Regions from separate parts of the Homo sapiens genome. Here region 2 is linked to region 1. A link is an interaction called in ENCODE POLR2A ChIA-PET data of the cell type or tissue named here. Cell type or tissue: OCI-LY7. All regions are shown on one strand. Links, peaks and the distances in the headings refer to the core of each region. The heading gives the core; the rest is flanking DNA. Region 1 overlaps WDFY4 (WDFY family member 4). Region 2 overlaps WDFY4 (WDFY family member 4).

Evidence for each region. Peaks named below come from ENCODE experiments on the same cell type or tissue, not always from the same donor. Only the 100,000 strongest peaks of a DNase experiment are listed, where the experiment ranks them.
Region 2: POLR2A ChIA-PET joins it to region 1 with 6 read pairs; 3 of 35 experiments call an interaction of 5 or more read pairs at or near these places.

The regions. Positions count from the first base shown.
Region 1 is chr10:48,718,862-48,728,230 of GRCh38, reverse strand. WDFY4 (WDFY family member 4) reads right to left here. Exons shown (of 62, transcript NM_001394531.1): 3 at 8,106-8,220; 4 at 6,864-6,970; 5 at 4,664-4,798; 6 at 2,161-2,350; 7 at 572-761. Among named protein-coding and RNA genes, the nearest start is that of WDFY4, 39 kb to the right of the region's middle. In OCI-LY7, for the core only: no CTCF peak of the experiment used is centred there; no DNase peak of the experiment used is centred there.
Region 2 is chr10:48,799,005-48,808,373 of GRCh38, reverse strand. WDFY4 (WDFY family member 4) reads right to left here. Exons shown (of 62, transcript NM_001394531.1): 25 at 5,015-5,088; 26 at 2,953-3,114; 27 at 2,279-2,370; 28 at 416-515. Among named protein-coding and RNA genes, the nearest start is that of WDFY4, 120 kb to the right of the region's middle. RefSeq lists enhancers at 5,430-5,489, 5,520-5,569. In OCI-LY7, for the core only: no CTCF peak of the experiment used is centred there; DNase peaks (open chromatin) are centred at 5,593 and 7,823; H3K27ac peaks cover 2,301 bases.

The DNA.
Region 1 (9,369 bases), core at 424-8,423:
GTTGATCCCAGAAAACACCAGTAGGGGAGAGGCCACGTGAGACAGGGAAGGGAAGGAAACCAGTCCAAGAGCATTAGCAAGCAAGCGCCTCATGGGGCCACTGGAGCTAATCCTTCTGGGGAGCTCTGGAGGCCATGCAGAGCAAGCCCACCCAAGGGCAGCTGTGCTGGATGTGCACCCATTGGCACCTTCAGTCATTGGTGGGCAGCTGCTCCTGAAGGTGGTTCATTTCCAGACCTTTCCAGCCCTCCAAGCACACAGGCAGGGCAGCTTACAGCAGTGCCAGAAGCCCTCCAACAGACAGGGCTTCTGTTTGGGTTCTGACCGGGGAAAATCAGGCCAGCAGGCATGCAGGTGACAGGTGCCTACAAGTACACTTTGTAAAACTACTGATTCTCTAAGGAAGTGGTCCCCATGCCTGTCTGCACAATGAATCACTTTTGCAAATAAGAGGTCTCTCTGGCCATGTTCTATGGAGCTATATCTATTTTTCTGCAAAGCACCCCAATGATTCTGAGGACTAAGGCTTTGGTGGTCCTGTGCTCTCCCCGTACCAAACACAGCCACTTACCGAAGTAACACTTTGAGCAGCAGAGGATAGCCCTCTGAATTCTCAAACTCCAGGAACAGAGCCGAGGAGACGGGGTAGGAGTCCTTCACGAATCCCAAGATCAGGCTTACAGCCTCGCTCACTTCAGGGGCAGGGAGAGTGTCCGTGAGCCTGGAGAGGTTCTGGAGGGAGAGCCTGACACAGTCTGTGGCTGCAGGAGGGAAGCACAGGAGAGACCTGCTGAGCTTGGAAGCAAGAGCTTTCCTGCCATGGTCCACCTACCTCCCCTACTCCAAACAACATGTCAAGACATGAATGGGAATTAATCCAAAACATGTTCTGCTGGCTCTTGGATCAGGAAGACCACCCCAGAGAAAGTGCCATCCTGACAGCTGCACTCTGCAAGCCCAGCAGGTGACACAGGAGAGGAAGGCAGCCCCTCAGCCCTCTGTCCCTAATTCTCAGCAAGAAGGGGGAGTCCAGGTCCATTAGGTAGTGAGATGTAAAATGCAAGACCTGAGCTCATCTCAGACCTTAAGGAGGCAATGCTGGAGCTGAGCAGAAATTACCTTGATGAAAAATGCAGGGGAGGATGTATGAACATGTGAGGAGGCAGAGGGTAAAAAGATGGGGTGCTTTGGATACTGAAGAAGCCAGGGGATTGGAACACTGAAGTGTGGCCCACAGAGAGGAAGGAGGGTGTGGCCCATTCCTAGGGGACAGGCCATGGGGCTTACTGGCTACCCCACCAGAGTGGTGCGGAGCCAGGGGAAGATTTGAGTCTGAAGAGAGAGGTCCTCAGATTTGCATTTGGATGGGTCACTGTTTTTAGAAATCTCTCATCAAGAGAAGCCTCTTCTGAGTGCTGGGGAAGCCAATCCAGTGGATCAGAGAAAGTACCTATGAGAGCTTGAGATAATGCAAGCTCAGCCTCTCAGCTGCAAGGACTCAGAAGAGCCGCAAAGAATCACAACAATCCAATAAGATCAGCAGCATTATTATCCCCACTTTACGGATGAGAGAACTGAGGCACCCCAATGGTTAAGTGCCTGAGATCACTCAGCTACGAGGACAGAGCTGGAGTCCAGTCCTGGCTGTCTGGCTCCAGAGTCTTTGGCCTTAACCCCTACACATAGTTCCCAGTGTATAAATGAGGGTGCCGGAATCAGGCATCTTTAAGTTTGAAAGTGCATTCTCTTCCTAACTAGGTGAATAGCCTTGAAAAATTCTTCTACTAGTCTTAATGTTTATTTTCCCCATTCTAAAATGGCATTAATAGCTATCTCAAAGAAACAAGCAAGATAATGTACAAAGGGGCCCAGCACAGTGTCTGATTGGTAGTGTGTGCATAGTGAGATCCTCTTTCCCTGCTTTCTCCAATGGAGCAGCAAAATGAACAAGAAAAGCACTTACATGAAGGGAGCCAAGCCATGTAGAATTATCTACCGGACATGGCTGCTCATTCATCTCTTCTTTGGTCCCAAAATTCTATAAGAGGCTGCAAGAGCATCCCAAGTCTCATTGTAGAAAGTGGGCCCTCAGCCTTTGCTCTGAGTTCAAGGGAAGCCCTTGCATGGCCCACAGCCCACATCTAATTTCCCGGGCCATACCCTGCAGGTACTGGATGATGCTGAGGTTCTGGGCCTTGGAGATTGCCCTTAGCACGCAGAAGGTGGGTTCCTTCCAGAAGCAGCAGCTGTGCTCCCGAAGGCAGGTCGTGGCAATCAGCAGAGACTGCAGCTCACTTCCTGAGAGGAGTCCCTCCAGGCCCTGAGAGTCACTGCAAATATTGAGCAACATCTGAAAAATAAGAAGATAAACAGTCAAGGAGACCTGGTTAGGAAGTCTCCTTCCTCAGATGGATTTGTTCCCTACTTCTCTGGAGCACTGATGAGCATGTCTCTGTGAGAAGGACAGGATTGAATGGGGTCACCCTCTGTCCCAGACCAGCAGGGTCAACAGAGCCCCCTAGGAAAGGGTGGCAGGGCCTGGGGCTCAATTCTGACCGCATTAACCCTATACAAGTAATTGTTATCCCTTCCAAATCAGAATAATAAAGAAGTAATTGAATTTGTGTCTTTTTAATGGGAATACCAGAAAATGTCACCCACAATTAAGGTATAGAATTAACAGAACCTTGTGCTATTTAAAAAGGGAAGTGTTTCAGAATTCCTTGTTGACACTCAGACTCTACTTCTCCATGAGACCACAAGAGTCAGCATAAAGCCTCCTAACTGGGTTCCTTGTTCCCGCCAATCCCCTTTCCTGATGGCTAACAGAGGGACTTGCAAAACCTCCCTCTCCACTTGGGATAAAATCCCACCACCGTAGCATGGCCCATAGCATCCTGCATGGACTAGCACTGCCTTCTCACTCACTTTATCCACTGCAGCTCCCCCCTGGGCTCTTGGGGGTCCAACAGGACCTGCTGCCAGTGTGACAAATATCACAAGCTACTTCCATGGGAAGACATTTTCCCCTTCTAGTCTGATACAGAGAGAAGCTGGGCTTCATGGACCACAGCTGTAGGTCCCATTTCCCTGCCTCCCTTGCAGGTAGCTGTGGCCATGTGACCAAGGTCTCACCTGTCCCTGGGCTTGCATTGCCATTTCTCTGCTCCTCTCCACTTCCTCCACCCCACCCGGCCACACTACCTCCTCAGACCCTGACAACCCTCAGCTCTCTGGTTAAATGCCATGCCCTCAGAATAGACTCCACTGATTTCTCTCATACAAATAAAAGCCTGTCACCATCATTGCCCAGTATACCTTTGGCTTTACCTACATAGCACTTAAAAAATTGCTAACTACTGCACTCCAGCCTGGGCAACAGAGAAAAGCCCCATCTCTATTTTTTTAATTGCTAACAACACACTTATTCCTGGATTGTTTTCCCCTTGTTTGACTTCTTCATCCTTCTGTCACCTCTCAAAGTGAAGCCCTATGCTTGCTGCAGCAACCATCTGTCTGCCATAGAGCTGCGCACAGTAGGGGCTCTGTATATTTTTGTGAAATGAAGTAACAGAAACCCTTGAGCAATGCAGGAATGGTCTATTCCCTGTGGCACACATTCTGTCCACATACCCAGAAGACCTCGAAGACAGACCCTGCACTACTTCCCTTCAGGGCACCTAAAAGCCACACAGTAAACATTTGTGAAAGTGCCTGGTGCAGCGTCCTGGCCTCCAATTAGAATATGATTTACATACAAGCAGATGACACCTACATTTCCACAAATGCAGCTCAGAGGGTAACCCACTGTTAATGGAACCTGCCAGAACTCATGCACTACCCTCTGGAAATGAGGAATGGGCTTGGGAATTCGTCTAATGTGGATGCCAATGTGGACATGTGTGTACCATGGACAGCTGCATTTGGGAATTCACTGAACAGTCACAGGCACCTGCTCTGTGTGAGACACTGCAGACACTGGACACACAGCGACGGGCCCCACAGTCCTCTGTATCCTCCCGGGCCACACGATCCTCCATACCGTCCCCTGCAAGCTCAGGGAGCAGGAAGGGTTATCTAGAGAGCTCAGAGTCTCAGAAGGTGAGAAAGCAGAAACTGCCCGGAAGTGGGCAGGGGAAGGAGGTGAGAAGTTAGTCAGTCAAAGAGAAGAGGAAAGATGGGGAATGACAGAAGGAAATTGCATTTGATGCTTAGAGGCCTGAGATGTCTTCTGAGAGGAAGGAAGAGGCACCGAGAACATGTAAACTCAAGTTTACTCAAGGGTGCCAATCCCAGCCCCACCCAAGACTTCTATGACCCCAGACCCCATGCTCACTCACCATGCCTCAGTTTGTATGGACCCAGGATGACAACACTATTTACATCCTGTGATGGCAGACAGCAATCCTGGAGGTGACCCATGTGAGGCCATGGCACAGGGGTGGGTACAAAGCTTATATTTAGAAAATTTTGGCTACTATTTTGCTAGTGGGGCAGACTGTGCAGTGGTGGGGAGGGGAGGGGGAGGTTAGACCCTCTGGGAGAACAGAGGAGTTCAGGAACCAGGGCTGAGAAAGACAAAAGCATCTACGGGAAGCATTGGAGAGTCTGTCCCCGAAGTGAGGTTTTGACCCAGGGAATTGGAGGCCCTCCTTGAACTCACCTGCACGAACATCTTTTGAACTTGAAGATCACTCTCAAGAAGCTCATCTTTGTCCAGAGGAAAGACAAAGAAGAGGTAAAGGCACTGTAGGAGCAGGGCTGGAAGCCCAGACTCAGCAACCCTGCCCAGCGTCTCCTGCAAGAGAAGAGCACACGTGACCCCAGGCAGCAAGGCAGCAGAAGCAGGTCAGCCCAGACCCAGGATCAGGCCCCTGCAGCCATTTCAGTGAGGCCATGGGACAGTCCCTCTGGGCTCCAGTCCTCAAGTGTGAAATGCTGACAACCAGAGGATGCACCTAGGGTGGCTGTGAAGATTAAGTTTATATAAAGTGCTTACTATGTGCTCTATAGCTCCTTTATAAGATTCATAGATGGAAGGAAGGAAGGGAGGGAGAGAGGGAGGGAGAGAGGGAGGGAGGGAGGGTGGAAAGGAGGGAAAAGGGGAGGGACTGTAGAAATTAGAACATAAGGGCTTCCTAACAAATCATACTGTGTGACTGTGGTCCAGGGCCTCATGATTAGGAAGGGAAAGCAGTCCAGAGGTGAGGCTGATAATATGTGTGTGAGCAACAATGGTGAGGACCTGATCAGGCCCCTCCCCAACCTCTCATCTAGATCCCAGACAGATCTCGTCAAGGTCCAAAGAGTGCAATAGGTGATGACTGACAATCAGACAGCCAGCAACTCAACTAAACAGCTCAGGGCTGCCAGACAGAGGCCAAGAGGACAGGAACTCTGCAGAGATGGAGACCAGCCTGCCAGGAGCTTCCTGGGGTCTTTCTTCCTGGGGCTTTGCCTGCAGCTCCACCAGGATTACTGCACCTGCACCCTCTGTGTGTGCGTGTGTGCGCACGCACGTGTGTGTGTGTGCATGATGCATGTGTGCATGTGTGTGTGCACGTGTGTGTGTGCATGCACACATGTGAACACCTTTGGGGTCAACCTATGGAATGCTGTCCATGCAACTTCCCATTCCACTGGTTAACCTGACAGACATGTTGGGGAAGTCAGAGAAAGAGAAGGACGAATGTACAGTCTGGGCCAGGATCAGGACTAGATGCAGGCTGCTGGTCCTAGCCTTGGCCAGAAAGGTTTACAGTGCAATGTACTGTCTTCTATGTATTTGACTCCTTGTTAACCTTGACCTCCTCAGGGCAGCTCTCCCTGTCCTTCCCCCACCTCACCCCCGATGCACCATGCACAGGCAGTGAAAAACAAGCCCTTAGGTTAAAGTGTCACCACTTAGACTGCAGAGAGTCCTTCCCCCAGGGGCACATGTGATGCGCCCTCGTGCTGTGCTTCAGGTCGCTGTGCCTGACAGTGATGCAGGCAGTTCACCTGAAGAAGTGTCAGGAGGTCCTCCCTTCAGTTAACTTCCCAGGTCATGTACCACCCCCTGGCCCCAGACAAGGGCTGCGTGATGTGCTCCTATCACCCTTCCAAGCACGGCTGCAAATGCCCATCTCATGTCTGGGTTCATCTAGTGAAGCAGCTTTGGAACTGGCTAGCAGGTAGAAGCTGGAAGAATTTGGAGAAGTTACACTGAGGGCAGCAGCCACCCAGGTTCCCTGCTGTGTTCCTGGCATGCGGTGGGTATGGGTGGGAAGGGAAGAAAGAGGAGAGCCCTCATCTCTGGGCGAGGGCGAGACAGGTACCTACAGGGAATGTCGTTCAGGCTGACTCTAACAGGAAGAAATAAAGAACAGTGGCTCAGAGCATGGGTTCTAGAATCAGATAGACTGCAGGTGCACAGCGTAGGTAAGCCTGCGTTCTCATCACTCACTGGCATCACCAAGATCTGACTCATAGGGTCCTTGGGAGGATTAACTGACGATGTCTGGGACACACCCAGCCTTGCCCCACAGGTAGGAAGTAGTCAATAAACATCAGCCGTTATCAATCCTACACTAACCCCAGAAGAGAGGCATTATTATCCCCAATCCTAAAATTAGAAATGCAACCAAGGGGCAGAAAGGTAAAGCAATCTGGCCACAGTTACACACAGCTTGTCAACTGGGAAGGTGGGAATTTCAGACTCTGAAGTCCATGTTCTACACCAGAAGGGGAGGAGGGAGGAGAAATAATAAACCTGTTTTATGAAACGAATGACCCTCTTGGGATATGCCACCACCCTGTGCTGGACCTCCCTCTGCACCTAGATGAGCAGTGCCCAGGGCAGAGGCTGATGGTCTGAAACTTACCGAGTCTGTCCCCGTGAGCACGTACACTGACTTCAGGAGCAAGTAGCCATCCTGATCCACGTCCCCCTTCCACCACAGCAACTGTCCAGCTGCCAACCGAGCTTGCTCTGGAAGAAAGTGTCACCAGCAGGGCATACAGCGACCTGCCCACTCAGCTTCCCCTCCATCCAGGGCCCCCTCTTCCCAGGAGATGTGCCTGAGCATCTGTAGAGGACTTTGGCATCTTGCCTACACATCCCCAAGGCCACCTGCATCTCTACCAAACGCTCCACACCCTGCCAGACTAATCTCCTTGGAAGACAGCGTTTTTTGTGCCACCGTCCCCGTTTAGCAACCATCAGTGGTTCCTGATTGCCAATGAGTAAGAACAAGCTAATCGGCTATCAGACTCCCCACAATCCAGAATCTCCCCCTACTTCCTGGATCACACAGTCTCTTATGCTGCAAGAATTCCTGAAATCTACACCATGCTGAGCAATTTCTTCCCCTCAGAATTTCCTCCTGACCCTCGGCCCTCAGCCACTGTGAAATTCTGCCCTGCCTCCAGGGACCAGCGCACATGAGGGGAAGAATGCAAGTCAGGAGGCCCCACAAGAGATGCACTTTGGCCTCTGTGTCTTTTCAGGACCAAGAGCTCCACTGAACACACAGGTGCATCTTCAATCCTAGCACTTCCTCCCAGAGACCGTGGTCCCGTGTGTTCTGTGTGTGTGTCTGTGTTGCAGTGTGTCTGTGTGTGTGTGCCTATGTGTATATCTGTGTGTAGTGTGTTCTGGGTGTGTCTGCATGTGTAGAGTGTGTGTCTGTGTGTAGTTTCTGTGAGTAGTCTCTGTATGTGTCTGTGTGTAGTGTGTATGTCTGTGTGTGTAGTGTATGTGTATGTGTCTCTGTATCTCTGTGTGTCTATGTGTATCTGTGTATAATGTCTGTGTGTAGTGTCTGTGTGTGTATAGCATCTGTGTGTAGTGTGTCTATGTGTGTCCGTGTATAATGTATTATGTGCAGTGTGTGTGTTTGTCTATGTCTGTGTCCCAGGAACAGCAGGGCTCCCCGACCCCTCTTCCCTCCTCCTGCATTTCCCTTGGTCCCTAAGGCACTCAGTGGCAGAGTGGGGCCTACTTCTCTTTGGCAGGCAACACTGTAGCTCCACGCGAAAGCAGAGGGGGGCCTGAGAGGCCTGGGAGGGCATGCAGGGCTGCACTGCTCTCTGTAGAGGGTCTGCCAGCACCTCCATGCTCTTACCCGCAGGCTTCCCCACAAGGGCCTTCTGGAGTTGCTGGGCAAGCTGGTCAGACACGTCTTCAGCCAGCCTTTGGAGACTGGGAAAGCAGATGATCCCCACGGAGTGTTCCCAGGCCTGAAGCAACAGATGGGACTTGGTCAGAGATAGCAATGCCACAAGCAGGGCATGAGCACTGCCTGCCATGCCACCCTTCACCAGCCCAAGCTGACAGCTCGACTTCCTTTCCCAGGTGCATGCAAAAGGCCACCACGTCACCCACCCTCACAGCCTCAACCATCATCCCTATACCAACGCCTCCAGATTCTCTAACTGCTCAGACATCCACCTGAACACGAGCCCCTAAGATGTCAAACACACAGAGCCCAGTCCACCGCCTTCCCCACAGCCTGCTGCATCTGGCGTCGGTGGATGGCCCTGCCAGGTGCCTGCTGCCCCCATAGGAGCACCAGGAGTGCCTCTCCAGGTTTCTCCCTTCCTCAGCCCTCACCCAGCCCCTCCTGTTTCTCCTCATTTACCATTTCAAATCCTGTACAGATATCCCAGTTTTAGTCATTTGATTATTTCCTTTAGATAAATTCCAAAAAGTGGGATTGCAAGTGAAAGAGTGTGCTTTTATTTTCTAGCACTTTAGTACATATTACTAACTCAGCTTCCAGACAAAGTTGAGCAGATTAGACTCTCCAGGCCTCCCGTGAGCAGACAGGTTTCTCTACACCCTCGGCAACACTGAGCATCGCTGTGCTCTCTCATCCTTAATGAAAAACTTCAGAAGCGAAAAAATATCTCATCTCAATGGCAGCCTTTTGATTCCTAGGGTGGATAACCTCTTTTCATGTTTCTTGATTGCCTGTTTCTATTCTTACCCTATTACTTTATTAGGGATTTTACTATTATTTATTTAAAAGAGCTCTTTGTATATAAAAAATGTTAGATAGGCCATAATATAACTGCAGTTATTTTGAGTTTGTCATTTTGTCTTTTAATTTGTTATTGTTTGGTTTTGCTATACAGAAATCTGAAATTCCTATGAAATCAAATTTCTCAATCTATTCTTACATTTTCTGGCTTTAGTTCCAGGCTTAAAAAATTCTTCTCCAGTCCGAGTTGTTGTTTTTAATCTCTTTTTCAGTTTCCTTAAAATTCTTTCTTATCTGCCCCTTCTGTATTTCTATCCCACCTGATCACCTTTTTCTGCAGACTTTTCCCCTTATTATTTAGGATACTATTTAGTAGAAGTCATGAGTTTTAAAATTCTGTTTGGAA
Region 2 (9,369 bases), core at 753-8,752, 80 kb before region 1:
TCACTAACAGTAAATAGCAGAAGAATTTGGCAAGACTTTTCCTTGATAGATGTTATTTAGGCTCACGATTTCTTCATTCTATTGTCTGCCAAGTACAAGACATCAAAATCAGTAATTGTCACAACTGCCAAAACAATAACAATTACACTATAGCTATGGTGACAAAAGGAGTTTATTGTAATTATACCAAATCTGTTTCTAGTTACTCATGTCCACTTAACATTTGCATCAGAATATCTTAGGGCAAGGTCTGGTTCATTGGGTAGAGAGAATATAATTTTCTTTCTGACTAGTGCAGGAAATACATTGCAGAAAACAGACTCAGAGATGCTAAACTTTTCATTAAGAAAAGGTTTAATGCCACACCCTGTATGAGGTAACCTCCTGCCAAATTGCTCTTCCTGGAGCTACTTACTCAGAGGACAGATGAAGCTGGGGGGAAGATATTACACTGAGCAGCATCTCCAGCAACTGGTTTCTGAGCCAGATTGTCTTTCCAGATGTTTGGCTTCCAGCTACAAAAAAGAATTCAGATTTGAGAGAAAATGGATGTAAAGAGACATAATATTTGCTGCAGTAAGCAATCATATTCACCAAATGCTTATTTCACCCAGGAATTGTGGCATGGCTGGGACTCAAAATTTTGGCATTTTATTCCAGCCTCCACACAATGCTTAAAAAGAATTTCAGAAAATGTTACTGAAGTTTCCTTTAATTAGCAATGTCTGCAATGCTGCACATCTTCCAAAAAACAAAAATCCTAAAAATAATAAAGGAAAATATACCTTTCAGTAGAAGAATTTTTTAAATTATTATAGGCTGCAACATTTCATAATCACCTACTATGCACTGATATTATGCAAGTAATCAGGAACAGAGTGCTGAAGACCATGGTCTTTGTTCTCTTTGTTCCTGCTTTCAACTTGCTCCCAGGCTAGGCTTTTGGATGTCTATGCTACAATAAAAACAGAACTCAAATCATAGCAGAGGTATATGGAGCAAGGGGAAGAAGAAACTTTACTTCTGAAGAGTCATTAAAGCCCAAAAGGACATATTAACAATGCTTTAATATGTTGGTTAGGTAAAAGTTTCAGAATGCAGTTCATATGAGAAGGAAGGTTGACTAAATAAGTTCACTCTTGGCCCATTACCCATTTGTTCATTCCCTCAGTTGCCAGCAATTTCACACCAATACAGGGCATACACCACGCCATACTGTAGAAATAGGACTGATGAGGCAACCTGGGGAAATGGAGTCATATTTCCGTCTATTCAGATTTTGGTCCCATCTTCAATTAGCTCCTAATCTCATTGAACCTAAATTTCTTAGTCTGCAAAATGGGAATAGTAATTTCTTGCGGCTTGATCTAAGGATAAGAGATAATACTTTATCTAGATTAAAAAATGCTATCCAGGAGACTCTTTTGTGATGATAAAACTGTTTTATATCTACCTTGTCCAATAGAGTAGCCGCTAGCCTCAGGTAGCTAGTGAGCACTTAAAACGTGGCTACAGTGAGTGAGGAATTAAGTTTTTAATTGCATTTAATTTTAATTAGTTAAAATTTGAATTTAAATGGCTATATGTGGCTTAGGGGCTCTCGTCTTGGACAGTGCAGAGCCGCAGGGCCCAGGACAAAGCAGTTGTGATTGCTGCCATCACACTGCCCTAGCAGAGGGAACAAATTGAACAAGACACAGCTGCAGTTCTGCACCTGGCTAGGCGAAAAGGGAGACTCACATAAACAAACTACAAATCTATTCAGTAGGGTAACCCCAAGGGGCTTTGGAAACACAGAGAAAGTGACTTAATCTGGTTTGGTGGGACTGGGGACAGCTTGGCTAGTGGGGGAGGGGTGGCATTTCCCTTGAGTGAAGAGCACGTGCCAAGCACGGACAGAGGGCAGGCCATCACCTGCAGGGGCCTGCAAGTGCTTCACTGCTGGAGTTGGGGCTCATCAGGAAAGTAAGGGGTAGTGGGGGTTCAACCAGGAAGTGAGGCAGGATCCCGGATCCCACATGCTGGTCTACAGGGAACTGATTTTATTCTGGAGGCCTGGAACACCAGTCCCACATTTCAAAGCAGGAATCTATAATTTTATTTCATTTCTGACTCTCATCATAAAATGACAGCCTCACAGGCCACGGCTTGGAAACCACGGCTTGGCTGTGGGTGCCTTCCCCTTCCTTACTTAGCCCCTCCCTCTGCACAATGTGGGCCTCTCAGGGGTTCCGTGAGGGCCGTCCTACTGCCTTCGAACTGGCAAAGGTCTTCTCACCAGGCAGGGAAGGGTCCAGGGCTCCGTCCATGCAGATCTGCCTCTCATTCACCGACGAAGGCTTGAGGGTGTACACAACAAACAGCCCAATCCTTTATACACAGGGAGAGAAGGACAGGCTCGCAGGCGGGCTCAACTGAGTCCGCTGAGTACATGCCAGTGTTTTCACATAGACCCACCCACGTGCAGCTGCAAGTGAGAGTTTAAGGGAAATCATCATGGCATGCTGTGTATTTCCAGAGACTTCTAAAATCAGTCAGGATTCACCAGAGACGCTAACTCTGGCTCTACCTGATCAATTAGATAGTGACAGGAAAGAGAAGGGGAAACACACTGGTGGCTGGGACTGCTCTTCAGGAGTCTGCAGGAGCCAGGCATGTGGGTCATTGGCTGGCAAGGATGGCAGTGCTTATGGAAATTCCTGAATATTTGGCCACAGTGGGGGAGCCTGAGCAGTGGGAACAGTAAACACACAGCCCTGCTGGGGAAACCGGCCTGTCCCATCCTGACTTCAGCAAACCATCCTTTCCCCAACTCTCAGCCCTGGGCAAAAATTCCTAGAAGGTTCCAAGTGATTCAGGGTTGAGCACAATGGGGAGAGAGCTGGGGTCTGTCCTCCCTTTTTAAACAGCCCTGGGGCCCTGCTCTTCCCCCTGGGCAGCTTGGTGTGGTACCTGAGCAAGTCCTGGGTGCTGAAGTGGCCCCTCAGCTGACAGGCCAGGATGCCAATGATGGTGGAGATCTTGGAGGGGATGAGGCTCGGCTCATTGAATAGGAAGATGAGCTTGGGTATAAGCTGTGCCTGGTGGGCAGCTTCAGCATTCCTGGGTCCTTCCCTGGTGAGTACAGGAGAGAGACAGTAAAAGCTTTTACTGGAATGAACCAAATTTGCTGTGTTTCTGCTAAAAAGGTTTTTCAAGCCAGGCTTGTTCCATGGCCCCTTAACTCCAATGCTCTCTTGGCAATTTGTCAAGATGCCGTCAGACACCCATTGAATATGTGTCTGCTAAGTGCCAGAGTCGCTCGGGTGTGCACTGCCTGTCCCCTCCGCCCCCCGGAAACCACCTTCAAAGACAAACCCCAATTATTGACTTTTAAATTCTGAGCCCCAGGGAAAACTAGTGCTGGCCTCAGAAACTCAAACAAAGACAGCAGACACTCATGTGACTGGGGAGTACTTCCCACCAGCCAGGAGTGCAGGGCCCTTCACTAGCTTGTCTGGTTGTGTGATCTTCCTGCCCGCCCCAAACCACAAAGTGGAGAGACACGCCACTGAAAGTCAAAGGAGAAAAAGACAGAATCCACCTATCCATACCCCCTCCCTCAGATACTCACAAATCCAATTTCCAGTAAATTCTACTCCCCCAAAGAAAACAGCTCCCAGGATAAATATCTGTTTCTTAGAAAACAACTGGTACAGGTACAGGAACAAAGTGGAAAGTGGAAGAGAAAAAATGGTGGAGAAAAATGTGGAGGAGGGTGACTTTGGGCAGATTCCTCACTTTGAACTGTCTTTTTTTTTTTTTTTTTTTTGTATTAACACATTAAATTCTGCTGAGCTCCATCTCCCTGATACACAAAAGAGGCAGGACCAGAGCCCAATTCTGTGTATGATTTATAATTACAGGCTCAGCAGAGAAGACAGATGCTCCTCTACCCAGAAGTCCCGGCTGCCCTTGGTTCTGTTTCCTCTGACAGCACTGAACAACATGTTTTTCTGTATTCTCTTTTTATCAGACTGTGGCTTATTCTTCTCTGAATTTTACCTCTAAGTACAGGGTGCGAAATGTAGTAAGTTTATAATAGATGTTCATTAAGTGGATGAGTGGAAAGCCATTTACAAATACATTCAAAATGCTGAAGGCACCAATGAGCTCTAGACCAGCCTGAGCCAGGAGGAGGCAGGTGGGGTGATATGTGGGCTTCCTTGCCTTCCTTCTCTCTTATTCTGAACACAGCCCCTGGCTCCCTTTGGGAACTACCACTTTCTAACTCCAGAGGGGAAGCCACTTTCCAGCCCAGTCATGGGACACAGTTGGCTCAATGAGACTCAGTCCAATAGCTAAGACTGTTAAATTTTTAAAAAGCTGTCTCTCTGCCTATGGTGCTAAGCTGAGGATGTGCTCTGAGGAGCTGCCCAGGAGCCACCTTCTGCCACAGAAGAAAGCCCGGGCAACCTGAAGACTGAGTGGAAGAGGCAGAGGCAAGAGTGGTGACAGAGCTCAGAGAAAATGATGTGAGCCTCCCCCAGCTACAGGATGAGATCAGCTCTTTTCAATTGTAAGAGCCAACGAAGTCCCTCTTTACTGGTCTTTTCTTCCTGTATTCTTTTTTCCCTCCTCCCTTCCTTCTTTCCTTCTCTTTTACATCCCTTAAGCTGGTTTGAGTTGTATTTCTACCACTTGAAGGGTAAAAGAGCCCTGACTAATTCCAAAAGTGCCTTGGAGAAGTCAGTTAGAGGGAGAGTGGACCTTTGCTGGTCACAATTGCTGAGCCCCCAGTATGTGCTAGTCCCTGGGGCTAGAGAGGCCTCTAAGCCCCCAGCATCTGCCCTCCTGAGGCCCGAGACCATGAGAGGAGACTGCCCCACAAGCATGAGCCACTGGGAAGGATGTGCTCCCATTTGGGGACCCAGTGTTCTGGGAGCAGGGAAGAGCCACTGGCCACCCTGCCCTGTCTCTGTTCTGGACATTCAGCCTTCAGTTCTAACCCCCAGGCTGCCAAGACCCAGCCTACCTTGGTGATTGAAGGATTTCCAAAAGATGGGAAAAGAGGCTGAGCTCCAGATTGTCTGCAGTATTCATCCAGAGCTGGAAGACAAAACAAAACACATGCTAAAATGAAGGTGTGGGAGAAGAATGATTTGCAGGAAGCATGAGAAGGTCAGTGCTGGACAGGTGATCCTCTGACGTGGAATCATCAACATGATGTACCAGCTCTGGAATCAGATCAGCTGTCCTGACACTCCAAGCAGAGAGGTGCCTCCCCTGTAGGAAGGCCTTCTCTCGCCATCTCTGCTGCTACTTGGCACTTCATTGTGGGCCTGGTTCCAACCAAGGACGCCTGCACTAACCATCTCCCCCATCTGCTCAGCCTTGGGCCCACAGCCCAAGTGTCCATATTGCAAACTCATCTCAACCTCCCTGGATCCTGCAAGACAAATGATGATGTTCCCACTTTACAGATGAGAAAATAGAGGCTGAGACAGACCAGCTGAGTGACAGTCTCCACTCACCACCAGCAAGTGGCAGGACAGGAAATAGAAGCCAGGTACAGATTTTCAGGTTTTACACTGTACTGACTACATACCCAATTTGCGCAGGCAACACATTCTTCAGCCCAAACCACAGTGTCATCTCATGCATGACAAAATTGTAAGTGAAACAAAGATATGAAATTCACTGAGATTCTGAAAGTGAAGTTGATCACTCAGGTTGTTTTCATTCATAGTAAACAAATGTAGCTGCTAGTGATCCTTCTGGGGCAGAATTGATGGATGCCATCATGTCTTATTTCTACTTCCCTTTAGAGAACTCTAATATTTTTCTTCTCTAAATACTGACAGTTCCTAAGGCCCAGACTATACAAGGTTCAGGTGTGGGATTATAAGCGTGCACTCATATAGCAGCAAAAAGAGCTTGCACTTAATAACTGATACATTTCCTGGTGGCAAGAGGTGCCATAAAAAGACCCAAAATATTATTATCCGCATTTATGTATTTATTTTCTTATTTTTGAGAGACCCAAGCTGGAGCGCAGTGGCCCAAATATGACTCACTGCAGCCTTGACTTCCTGGGCTCAAGCAATTCTCCCACCACAGCTTTGCAAGTAGTTAGAACTACAGGTTTGCACCACCATGCCTAGCTAATTGTTAAAATTTTTTTGTAGAGTGGGGTATTGTTTTACTGCCCAGGCTAGTCTCTAATTCTTGGGCTCAAGTGTTCCTCCTGCCTCCACCTCCAAAATTGCTAGGATTACAGGTGTGAGCCACCGTACCCGGCCTATTATCTGCATCTAGTAGCTAGAAAGAATGGGACTCAGGGAGACTAAGTAACTTTTCTGGCACCAGACTTTTTTTTTAATTGGCAGAGACTGTTTTCAAAGTCAATCCACCTGACTACGAAGCCCATTCCCTTGCCCCACACTGGGTACCCATGGGTATCACCTACAGATAGTGACCCATAGGGTCAATACTCAACCTTGCTTGAAGCTAAGCAGTTACCCATGACTTTGCTTACTCTTGCTGAAGAGGAAATGCAAAAGAACCCCAGTGAACACAAGTTTATCGGGAGGCCTGTGAAGGTAGAGACTGTCCCTCTTTAATCCCTGGAACCTAGCATCATACATGCCACTATCTTTCGTAAAGATGCATTACATTTTTTAAAAGAATGAGTGGATACAAAATAAAATAAAATGAGTGGATTGTTCTTCCGCCAGGAAAAGAGTGACAGATTTCCTGCTTTTTTAAGCACAGCCACTGCCCAAAGGCACACACAGAGGTGGGCCAGCTGCCATTTGGGACAGCTGGTATTGATGAAGGCAGCTCTAGTGAAAACATGGGTATCCAGCATGGCACCCCAACATACATGTCTGTAGGGCTCCAAGAGCCCTGCACACTTAGGATATTGATTCATGAAGGCAGTCATTCAACAAATGATATGCCAGGCCTGGGGCTAAGGGCTGAGAGAACTAAGAAAGTCAGATGTGAACCCACCAGTACAATAAGGTGCACCTTTTACACTTCCCACAAAAGTTCCAGCCTCTCACATTTCCTTTCCAGAACACAGCAACAATAATAAGTTGCCACACCCATTTGAGGCTGCCTAGCTCATCAGGAAATTACATAATGCCAAATGTCAGAATTTTGGGAAACATGAATAACTGAATCTTTTGATTGTTATTCTGTGTCACATAAGCCTGTACTAAGGACTATATTAAGATGTCTGGATTAGATTTGTTTGAGTATGGACTGTATAATGTGTCAGGTGTTGCTCTCTCCCCACCCCTGAGATGACTGTACTCTTAGAAATGAACTAGTCAGTTCCTTCTTTAAGAAACCAGAGGCTGGGTATGGTGGCTCATGCCTATAATCCCAGAACTTTGGGAGGCCGAGGTGGGTGGACCATCTGAGGTCAGGAGTTCAAGACCAGCCTGACCAATATGGTGAAATCCCTTCTCTACTAAATATAAAAAAATGAGCCTTATGTGGTGGCACGTGCCTGTAATCCCAGCTACTTGGGAGGCTGAGGCAGGAGAATTACTTGAACCTGGGAGTCAGAGGTTGCAGTGAGCTGAGATCGCACCACTGCCCTCCAGCCTGGGCAACAGAGTGAGACCTCATCTCAAAACAAAAAAAAAAAAAAAGAAAGAATGAAAGAAAGAAAGAAAGAAAGAAAGAAAGAAAGAAAGAAAGAAAGAAAGAAACCAAAACCTAAGACTTAGAAGCCCACAACTTCCTGTTCCTCCCTGATTCTCAACTTTCTGTCCAACCCTGCCTTACAACTTCCTATCCAACTCTGTCTTACAACTTCCTGTCCAACCTTGCCTCAACAGCTTCCTGTCCCTCCTTCCCTCACAACCTCCTGTCCCTCCTTCCCTCACAAATTTTTGTCCCTCCCTGCTTCAACAATCTCCTGTACCCACCCTCCCTCACAGCTTCCTGTCCATTCCCTTCTCAATGACTTCCTGTCTCTCCCTTCCTCACAACTTCCTCTTCCTGTCTGCTTCACACCAGTCATCACGGATCCCACCGTTTCTCCTGTGATCCACTCTCTTGTCTCCAAACCCTCTGAGGATGTGTCTCATTAGCAGTTTCTTCTCCCACTACTATTTTAACTGTCTGGTTTTTACTGCGTCTTCTCCTTCAACCTACAAACAGACTTAAGTCTCTTCCATCTTAAAACACGAAACCGGCTGGGCGCGGTGGCTCACGCTTGTAATCCCAGGGCTTTGGAAGGCCAAGGTGGGCGGATCATGAGATCAAGAGATCAAGACCATCCTGACCAACATGGTGAAACCCCGTCTCTACTACAAATACAAAAATTAGCTGGGCGTGGTGGCACATGCCTATAGTCCCAGCTACTCGAGAGGCTGAGGCAGGAGAATCACTTGAACCCATGAGACAGAGGTTGCTGTGAGCCGAGATTGTGCCACTGCACTCCGGTCTGGCAACAGAGTGAGACTCTGTCTCAAAAAAAAACAAAAAACAAAAACCCAAAACCAAAAGTTCTGAAACTTCCTCTCTGCTATTTTCCAAAGTCCACTGACTGCCTCCACTTTCAGTCTCCCCACACTTCCCCTTAATTCTTTGTTTGTTTGTTTGAGACGAAGTCTCGCTCTTGTCGCCCAGGCTGGAATGCAATGGCATGATCTCGGCTCACTGCAACCTCCCCCTTATGGGTTCAAGTGATTCTCCTGCCTCAGCCTCCCGACTAGCTGGGATTACAGGCGCCCGCAACTATGCCCACCTAATTTTTGTATTTTTAGTAGAGACAGGGTTTCACCATGTTGGCCAGGCTGGTACCGAACCCCTGACCTCACGATCCACCCGCCTCGGCCTCTTCGTGCTGGGATTACAGCCATGAGCCACCAAGCCCGGCCGTTTCTCCTTACTTCTGAGTGGCTTCTGACCCCACAACTTACTTGTCACTAAGTCTGTCAGTGACCTCCAATGGGCACGTACAGTGCACACATCCCTTACCTCACTTTACTTGGTGTAGGCAGAACATGACATTTGGGAAACATTTTTCCCTTTTTGAAATTCTCTCCCCTCAATCTTTTAAATTTTATTTTGTTTCATTTCATTTTGTTTCACTTTGCTTTGCTTTTTAGCATCTGGTTCTTATTGGTGGTTTATTTTCTTAAATCCAGCTTTAAAAGCACCAGATCTCCTGAAGAGGGTAGTTTTATTCAGGGTGGGGTGGGGTAGGGTGGTGTCCATGGCCATTCTAGTAGCAGGCAATGGAGCATGATGGGTTCCTGCATTAGTAATTCCTGGGCCATGCTGGTGGCCAGGACACCTTGGAGCCAGACTGGCTGAGCATGGCCACAGCACTTCAGAAGGGGCAGCAGCGGTTGCAGTCAAGACACA